Regions from separate parts of the Mus musculus genome. Here region 2 is linked to region 1. Evidence: chromatin loops called from intact Hi-C (ENCODE). Cell type or tissue: gastrocnemius. All regions are shown on one strand. Links, peaks and the distances in the headings refer to the core of each region. The heading gives the core; the rest is flanking DNA. Region 1 holds the start of Cox19 (cytochrome c oxidase assembly protein 19). Region 2 has its middle 7.1 kb from the start of 3110082I17Rik.

Region 1 (4,389 bases), core at 280-4,279:
CAACTTGAATCCCAGCACTTGGGAGGCAGAGGCAGGTGGATCTCTGAGTTCAAGGCCAGCCTGGTTTACAGAGTTCCAGGACAGCCAGAGCTACAGAGAAACCCTGTCTCAAAAGAAAGAGAGAGAGAGAGAGAGAGAGAGAGAGAGAGAGAGAGAGAGAGAGAGAGAGAAAGAGGGAAAGAGGGAAAGAGGGAGAGAGAAAAAGAGAAAGGGAAGAAGGGAGGAAGGAAAGAAAGAAAAAAGAAAATCAGACAGCAAAGAAGGAAGGAAGGAAGGAAGGAAGGAAGGAAGGAAGGAAGGAAGGAAAGAGAATTGATTGTTGGGATGGCCCTACCCCGGTGTGGCAATGTCATAAAAGGAATACTTGGATACAGAAACATGGGAGAATGTTCCCAGAAGTGGAGGCCCCGGAGGGAGATATCTAGCAGCCCAGAATTACCTAAAATTGACAGAACATCTCAGAGGCTGGGAGAGAACCTGGGCTCCCTGGAACAGACAGCAGGGACAGCAGGCCACAAGAGGGCTGATGACCAACACCTTAGGATCAGACTTCTGGTCTCTTGAACCACAGAAGATGCCCTTTGGGGAGATTTTCTTTTGTTTTGTGGGACTGGCTACATAGCCCAGGTTTGCTGAAAACTCAGGCAATCCTTCTGCCTCAGCCCCCTAAGCGCTGTCTACAGGTGTGAGGGACTGCACCCTGCTTTATTTTCTGTTTGTAAAACCCGTTTGTATCACTGTGTCACGGCACTGGCAGTAAGCTAGCCACCCCTCCTTTAGTGTGCTTCTTTCCCTCTGAGTAGATGGGAAACTCAGTCCCTGGAAGACAGATGGGTGGGATGAAGATCCCGGGGCACAGACTGGTGTCCTCGGGCAAATGGCTGCATCTTTCTGTCCTTATTTGCTAATCAGTACCAAAAGATGACTGCCAGGCTTCTTTCTGCTTCTCAGAGGGCTGGAAACCAAGGGCAGATCCTTTCGCAACACGGCAGGGGCGGGGCTAGATAGGTGAGGCGGGGCTTGGTGGGTGGAGCCTGGGTGGACTCGGGGTGGGGCCAGTCGTCCGCTCGACTAGCTCGACGCTTCCTGGACCCGCTCGGTGTTCAGCCATCTGCCCTGCGTCGCCGTCGCTCTCCGCTCTGGATTTCGCCGTGATGTCGACCGCAATGAACTTCGGGACCAAAAGCTTCCAGCCGCGGCCCCCAGACAAAGGCAGCTTCCCGCTGGACCACTTCGGTGAGGCGAGGCGAGGCACAGGCTGATGGCGGCCTGGGATCGGGTGGCAGAGTTAGGAATACTGAATCTGGGTGGCAGCGTCTCGGGTGCTGAGTCTGAGTGGTAGGGAGTGCTGTTTCTCGGTGACAGGATCAGGGGTATTGGAAGTAGGTGGCAGGATCTGGGATACTGGTTCTAGATGGCAGGGTCAGGGGTACTGGGGTACTGGGTTTGGGTGACAGAGTTATGGGTGCAGGATATCTGGGTGGCAGGGTCAGGGGTACTGGATCTGGGTTCAGGGTCTGGGCTGCTGGGTCTGGGTGGCAGAGACTGGAGTGTTGTCTCTTTGCTATAGATGGCAGGTTTGGGGGCACTGGGTTTGGATGGCAGGGCCTGGGGTTGTAGATCTGGGTGGCAGAGCCTAAGGTACTAGATTTGAGTGGCCGGGTCAGAGTTGCTGGATTTAGGTGTAATGTCTGAAGAGTTAGATGTTGGATGTGACAGGGCCTAGGGTGCTGGATCGAAGGTCTGAGAGCCAAAGTGAAGGAGCTGAATATGAGGGACAGTGTGTGGGGTTATAGACCTGGGTGGCATTGTCATGTGTGTTGATGACAGGATGCTAGAAATGGTGGGTGGGGTCTGAGGTACTGGACCCTGGATGCAGAGCAGTTAATATTACAGGTCCTTCCCGGGTAGTGGGGCTGGGCGTGCTCAGAGCACTGTGGGGGTGCAGTCAGAGAAACTGAGTCTTGAGGGCCCCTATTTCAGAGGGCCACATGTCATGGCTCTCCAAGTAAGACTTGGGGCTAATGTGATAGGATGGTGACAGGCCTCCTGGAACGGAGCTTGATGTTAGGCCCCCTGGCGGCAGCTCAGCTCAGCGCAGGACATACCCACCCTCCCCTAGCTCCAGGCTCTGGGTCTGCCGTGAACATTAGGCAAGGAAATATTTTCAAAAAGCTTTTTGATATCTAACACTGGGGCTGAAAGCCCGGGTTTGGCACATGCTAGGCGAGTGTTCACCTCTGAGCCACGCCTCCAGCCTGGAGGATTTCTAGTCACCGTTCTGAAGTCTGCAGTTAACAGGCCTTTTGGGAAACTGGAACATGGGAAAGAAAAAAAACAAACAAACTGGGAGAGAGTTGGAGATTCAGATTACAGAGGCCGAGCTGGTGCCTGGCACGCACAGGAACCTGAGTCCAGTCCTCAGCACTACAATAATTAAAAAAAGAAAAGACTGCCCTGCCTACCACCAGCACATAGGACATCCCCCCCCCCCCCACCTACCACCAGCACACAGACCTCCCCACAAGTCCTACCACCAGCACACAGCCCTGAGAGATGCAGCAGCCCTCAGCCCTCGTGTTAGTGTAGAAACGGCAGCTGTTAGTGTAGATTAGACGCTTCGGTGAACTGCTGTAGAGACTCCAGCTCCAGGGACAGCTTTAGAGATTACTGGTTTTTTGGGTTTTTTTTTTGGGGGGGGGGGTTCCGAGACAGGGTTTCTCTGTGTAGCCCTGGCTGTCCTGGAACTCACTCTGTAGACCAGGCTGTCCTCGAACTCAGAAATCCGCCTGCCTCTGTATTTTTTAAGTTATGCTTATTTATTTAGTGTGTTTGGGGATATGCCATGACACGTATATAGTCAGAGGACAAACTGTGGAAAACTGGGATCTCTCCACCCCCACGTGTGTCCCAGAGATCAAACTTAGGTTGTCAGCCTTGGTGGCAAGCGTGTTTACCCACTGAGCCATCTCACTATTTTTAGATTATGATTTCATTGCCAACATTTCATTGGGAAATTTTCCATTTAAAATTTTTATTTCAATTCGTTATTGATTCTTCATTTTTTTTTCAAAGGCAGGGTCTCACTATGTAGTCCTGGCTGTCCTGGAACTCGCTGCGTAGACCAGGCTGGACTCAAATGTACAAAGATCCACCGGCCTCTGCCTCCTGAATGCTAGAATTAAAGGTGTGTGCCAATATGACCGGCTTTATTATAATTTTTTTAAGTTTATGTGTATGTGTGTGCATCTGAGTTTGTATATACACCATTTGTATGCAGGCACCCTTGGTGGCCAGAAGCAGGTTTTTGATAGCCTGGAGCTGAAGTTACAGGCATTTGTTAGCTGCTCAATGTGTGTATCAGGAACCAAACTCAGGTCTCTGTCAGAGCAGCCAGTGTTCATAGCCAGTAAGCCATCTCCCCAGCTTCTTTCAGCCCTTTTGTTTTGAAGTACAGGGATTTGAACCCAGGGGACTATATGCCAAACATACACATTACCTCAGAGCCACACCCACAGCCTCACAAAGGGAACGAATTTTGATGGAAACCCTAGTGCTGCTCCTAAAGTCAGCGTGTGAGCGGGTCAGGCCTTCTCTTTAACTAATAGAATGCTGGCTTTCTTCTTTCCCTAGGTGAATGTAAAAGCTTTAAAGAAAAATTCATGAGGTGTCTCCGTGACAAGAACTATGAAAATGCTTTGTGCAGAAATGAATCTAAAGAGTATTTAATGTGCAGGATGCAAAGGTGAGTTCTATTTGTGTGTGTGTGTGTGTGTGCGCATTCACATGTGTGAGTGCTCATGATTGTGGTGAGCCACCGCGTGGGTGCTGGGAACTTGGTCTGTTGCTGGCCTGGATTCACTAGTTAGGTCGCTGACTACAGGCAAGCCAAGGGATCCCTCTCTGCCCCCAGTGCTGGGACCAGCACACCCAATTTTCTCGGGTTCTCGGGAGGGAACTCGGGTCCATTTTACCAACCCAGCCACCGCCCCTGCCACAGCAGAGTGGCTGATGTTTGCCAGGAGAAATCACAGTTTAGCCAGTGAGGAGGCCGCTAACGGCCCTGGAAACCTCCGTGAGTGACAAGCCACAGAGTGAGTGTCCACAGCTTTGTCCCTCCATCTTTAAGCTTTCAGAATCGTAGATCCTAGCGGCGCTGACTGAGCCCAACAGGTTTTCATGCCTTTCACATTCTCGGCCCAGTAAGAACACTCATGGCCTCGCGCTGTCCTCTGAAAGCTGTTTGAAATGCCACCGGGACAATGGCGACTTAAGCAGTAATGGATGATGATGGCCACCCCCACACCCACCCCAGGTTTACTTTTTTTTTTTTTTTTTTTTGGTTTTTCGAGACAGGGTTTCTCTGTGTAGCCCTGGCTGTCCTGGAAC
Region 2 (4,389 bases), core at 154-4,153, 120 kb before region 1:
CTGCTCTTCTAGAGGTTCGAATCCCAGCACCCACATGATGGCTAGCAACCATCTGAGATTCCAGTTCTGGAGAAATTGATGCCCTCCTCTGGTCTCTGCAAGCACTGCATGCCAAGGTACACAGCATGCAGAAAACACTCATATACCTAAAATTATATATAAATGGTGGTGCATGCCTTTAATCTCAGCGTTTGGGAAGCGGAGGCAAGCGGATCTTTGTGAGTTCAAGGCCAGCCTGATCTATAAATCAAGTTTCAGGTCAGGAGAAGCCCTGTTCTGAAAAGGCACGCACTTGGGCCTGAGTGAGCAGGGCTGGGGCGAGAGTTGACTCAGCGGTTAAGAGCACCGACTGCTCTTCTGGAGGTCCTGAGTTCAAACCCAGAAACCATATGATGGCTCACAACCATCTGTAATGGGATCTGGCACCCTCTCCTGATATGTTTGAAGACAGCTACAGTGTACTTACATATATAAACAATAAATCTTAAGGGGGGGGCGCTGGTGAGATGGCTCAGTGGGTAAGAGCACTGACTGCTCTTCCCAAGATCCTGAGTTCAAATCCCAGCAACCACATGGTGGCTCACAACCACCCATAATGAGATCTGGTGCCCTCTTCTGGTGCGTATAGTGTATACGTACAGCTATCGTGTACTTACATATAATAATAAATCTTAAAAAAAGAGAAAAAGCACACAATTTTTTTTAAAAATGGAAATAAAAAAGATTTAAAGAAATTCCTTGGGCTGCTACAAATTAACAGAATGGAACCCTATCCCTGTTGCTGCTGACAGGACTGCCCAGACACTGTATCAGTGGGCACAGCCCAGTAGTTCACCAGACTGTTCAAATGTGTCACTGTCCACCTGCCAGTCAATTATAGCCCTGCACCCCCAGAGTGTAAATTCAACCTGTATTTGTGTGTGTGTGTGTATCTGCATGTTTCACCAGTATATATGTCTGTTCACCTGTATGTACCTGCTGTCTTTGAAGGTCAGAAGAGGGTGTCATATCTCCTAGAAATGACAGTGCACACGAGCCACCATGTAGGTGCTCAGAACTGAACCCAGGTCCCTGGAAGAGCAGCAAGTGCTCTTAACCTTGGAGCTCTCTACAGCCCTGGAAGCAGCTTTATGGGGGGGGGGGTTGGTTTGGTTTGGTTTTTAGTTGTTATTCGTTTTTGGTTTGGTTTGTTGTTTGTTTTCCCAAGACAGGGTTTCTCTGTGTAGCCCTGGCTGTCCTAGAGCTCACTCTGTAGACCAGGCTGACCTTGAATCACAGAGATCTGTCTGCTGAGTGCTAGGATGGATTAAAGGCACATGCCACCTCCACCTCAACCTCTCGAGTGCTGGAGTTCTGGGATTCCAGGCAAGAGTCACCTCACTTTTGTGGAGAAGCTTGGGATCTATGCTTGACATAGGCTGTCGCATTAACTAAAGGTGTCGTTCTGTCTCTAGTGGGACAGATATGTCGGCAATTGCTTTGGCACCTTAAACTCAGAGACGTGGCTTTGGGAAGGGGTGTCCTCCATGTCTTGGCTGCCGTCTCTCTTCTGAACTGACTTTCACTGTCACAGCTAGTGCGTCCTTGGGTGAGGCTCACAGCCTGGCTCTCTTTCAGAGAGAAACTAGGAACAGCAGCTTGCCATTGGAGCATGAGGTGCAGTTTCCGTCCTTTTCACAAGATGTCACCAAAAAGCCTTCATTGGAACGGAGGTTGACAGAGCCACAGGCCCTGGGAGGCACTGAAGCTGGGTAGTGTCCTGAAGACTGGGTCTGAGCAGCCATCCCTCACCTCACTTCCATAGCTACAGACTAACAAGCATCTCTTCTGTTCCTCAGCTCCAAAATCAGGTTGGGAAGTGGCTCTGTGGGTGAACTAGACTTCCTTTCCCAATACAAGCTTGAAAGGGGGGGATTTTGATGTCCTCTCTGGCTTACTACTATCTTTTTTTAAAGATTTATTTATTTATTTATTTTATGTATATGGTACACTGTAGCTGAACAGATGGTTGTGAGCCTTCGTATGGTTGTTGGGAATTGAATTTTTAGGACCTCTGCTCACTCCTGTCGGTCCCATTGGCTCTCCTCAACTCCGCTCACTCTGGTTAACTTCGCTTGCTCAGTTCCTGCTTGCTCCAGCCCACAGATTTATTTATTATTATACATAAGTACACTGTAGCTGACTTCAGACACACCAGAAGAGGGTGTCAGATCTCATTACGGGTGGTTGTGAGCCACCATGTAGTTGCTGGGATTTGAACTCAGGACCTTTGGAAGAGCAGTCAGTGCTCTTACCTGCTGAGCCATCTCGCAAGCCCTCTTTTTTCGTGTGTGTGTGTATATGGTATGCATGTGTGTGTATGTAAGTATATGTATATGCATATATGTATGTTTGAGAGTCTGTGTGTATGGTGTACATATGTGTATGTATGTACACATGTGTGTATGTATGTGTTTGTATGCATGTGTGGTGTGTATATGTGTATATGTGTACATATATGTGTGTGTGCGGTATGTATGTGTGTGTGAGTGCATATAGGTTAGAAGTTGATATAAGGCATCTTCCCTTGATCACTTTCTACTTTATTCACTGAGTCAGGCTCTCTCAGTTGAACCCAGAGTTCACTGATTCAACTAGTCTGGCTAGCCAGGTTGTCCTGAACTCTGTCTCTGCCTTCTGAGCACTGGGATTACAGGCAGCCGCCTTGCCCGCCAACTTGTTCACTTGGATCCTGGGGATCTGAACTCGTGTTCCCACACTTGTGCAGCAAACACTTTATGCCCTGAGCCACTCCCTGGCCCACATGCCCAAGGTCTTGAGAGGAGTGTGAGAGGGGAAGCTGGCCTGGCTTCTTGTCTGAGATAAGGAGTGGCTTGTTTTATTTCCCTGGCTCGGGGGTTGAGAGCACAACCACATCAACTCACCACAACTGCTCTTCCAAGGGACCCAAGTTTGACTCCCAGTACCCACATCAGGAAGTTAACTGAGCTTCAGGGAATCTGACCCCTCTGGCCTCTGTGGGCACCTACACTAGTGCACATCACCACACACAGACACCCACTGTCTTAGTTACTGTTTTACTGCTATGAAGAGACACCATGACCAAGGCAACTCTTACAAAAGCAAGCATTTAATTGGGGCTGGCTTACAGGCTCAGAGGTTTAATTTGTTATCATCATGGTAGAAAGTATTGCATTGTGTAGGCAGACGTGCTGGAGGAGGAGCTGAGAGTTCTACGTCTTGATCCAAAGGCAGCCAGAAAGAGACTATCATCCTCACTGGGTGGAGGCTGAGCACTAGGAGACCTCAGAGCCTGCCTACACAGTGACACACTTCCTTCAACAAGGCCACACCTATTATAGCAAGACCACACCTCCTAATAGTGCCACTTCCCATAGGCCACCACATTTATACACAGTTTAAAATCCCTCACAGATGTGCCCCATTTATGTTTTTGCTTTGGTTTGGTTTGGTTGGTTTGGTTTTTTGAGAAAGAACTTATCTGTGTACCCCTGGCTGTCCTGGAACTCACAGAGATCTACCTACCTGTTCCTCTCAAGTGCTACCACTGCTGGACTGTTTTGGGGGTTTTTAAGTTAATTTCAGATGTAGTCAAGTTGATAACCAAGTATAGCCATCACACAATCCCTTCAAGTTGTCCTCTGACCTCCACACAGGCATCTTGGTAGGCATGTGTACATGTGCACACATACTAAATAAATAATTAAAAAATAATTTGTAATCATATCACTAAGGGACTGGAGTGCGTGGCTGTTAGTTCTTCTCTGAAGAAGCTGTTCACTGTCTTCTGGCATCTACACACACACATATTGCATGCATGCATACAGACAACTGTGGAGGCCTAGGTAACTGTTACCTGGCTAGTCTGCCACTATAAGGAAGTGTTCTCATATGTTTCTGCTGTTACTAGGAAACTTTATAATGCCAAGATTGATTAGATATGCTGTTATGTTCTGTGCCCTTGGAAACCAGTCATGATAGAAGTCAGTAGAACTGTTTTGTATTGTTACCCACAATAAGCTTGGACTGGAACCAACCACCCTACAGCACTTCCTGCACCCATATTTGAGCTTTTATGGTAGTTGCTTTTATAAACTGCCCCTGGGATGGACCCCAATATAAGAGAGACACCTGCACCAATGTAAGAAACTACTTGGAATAAAACTTCCATTTTGAGTAGTGGTCCAGTAACGTTTAAGTTTCCAAGACTTCCTTGGGAACTGACATCCTACTTGGCAGAAAGAGACATGTGTGTGAGTAACTGACATCCTGGCTGGCAAGTTAGGACATAAATATTAGACAAGGCAAGTCCCCTGTCATAGTTGAATACCCCAACCACTGGGAGCAGGATAGATAAGTGTACAACAA

What was found. A loop is a pair of places that touch in the nucleus more often than their neighbours do. Peaks named below come from ENCODE experiments on the same cell type or tissue, not always from the same donor. Only the 100,000 strongest peaks of a DNase experiment are listed, where the experiment ranks them.
Region 2: it touches region 1 in a loop (2.8-fold over the local background); 1 of 42 quality-filtered maps calls a loop at or near these places.

What each region holds. Positions count from the first base shown.
Region 1 is chr5:139,341,919-139,346,307 of GRCm38, reverse strand. Cox19 (cytochrome c oxidase assembly protein 19) reads left to right here and starts at 1,142. Exons shown (of 3, transcript NM_197980.1): 1 at 1,142-1,236; 2 at 3,634-3,745. The coding sequence starts at 1,155. In gastrocnemius, for the core only: CTCF peaks have their summits at 1,139 and 2,095; DNase peaks (open chromatin) are centred at 1,067 and 2,073; H3K4me3 peaks cover 2,502 bases; H3K27ac peaks cover 3,339 bases.
Region 2 is chr5:139,465,489-139,469,877 of GRCm38, reverse strand. No RefSeq gene overlaps it. Among named protein-coding and RNA genes, the nearest start is that of 3110082I17Rik, 7.1 kb to the right of the region's middle. In gastrocnemius, for the core only: a CTCF peak has its summit at 1,691; a DNase peak (open chromatin) is centred at 1,699.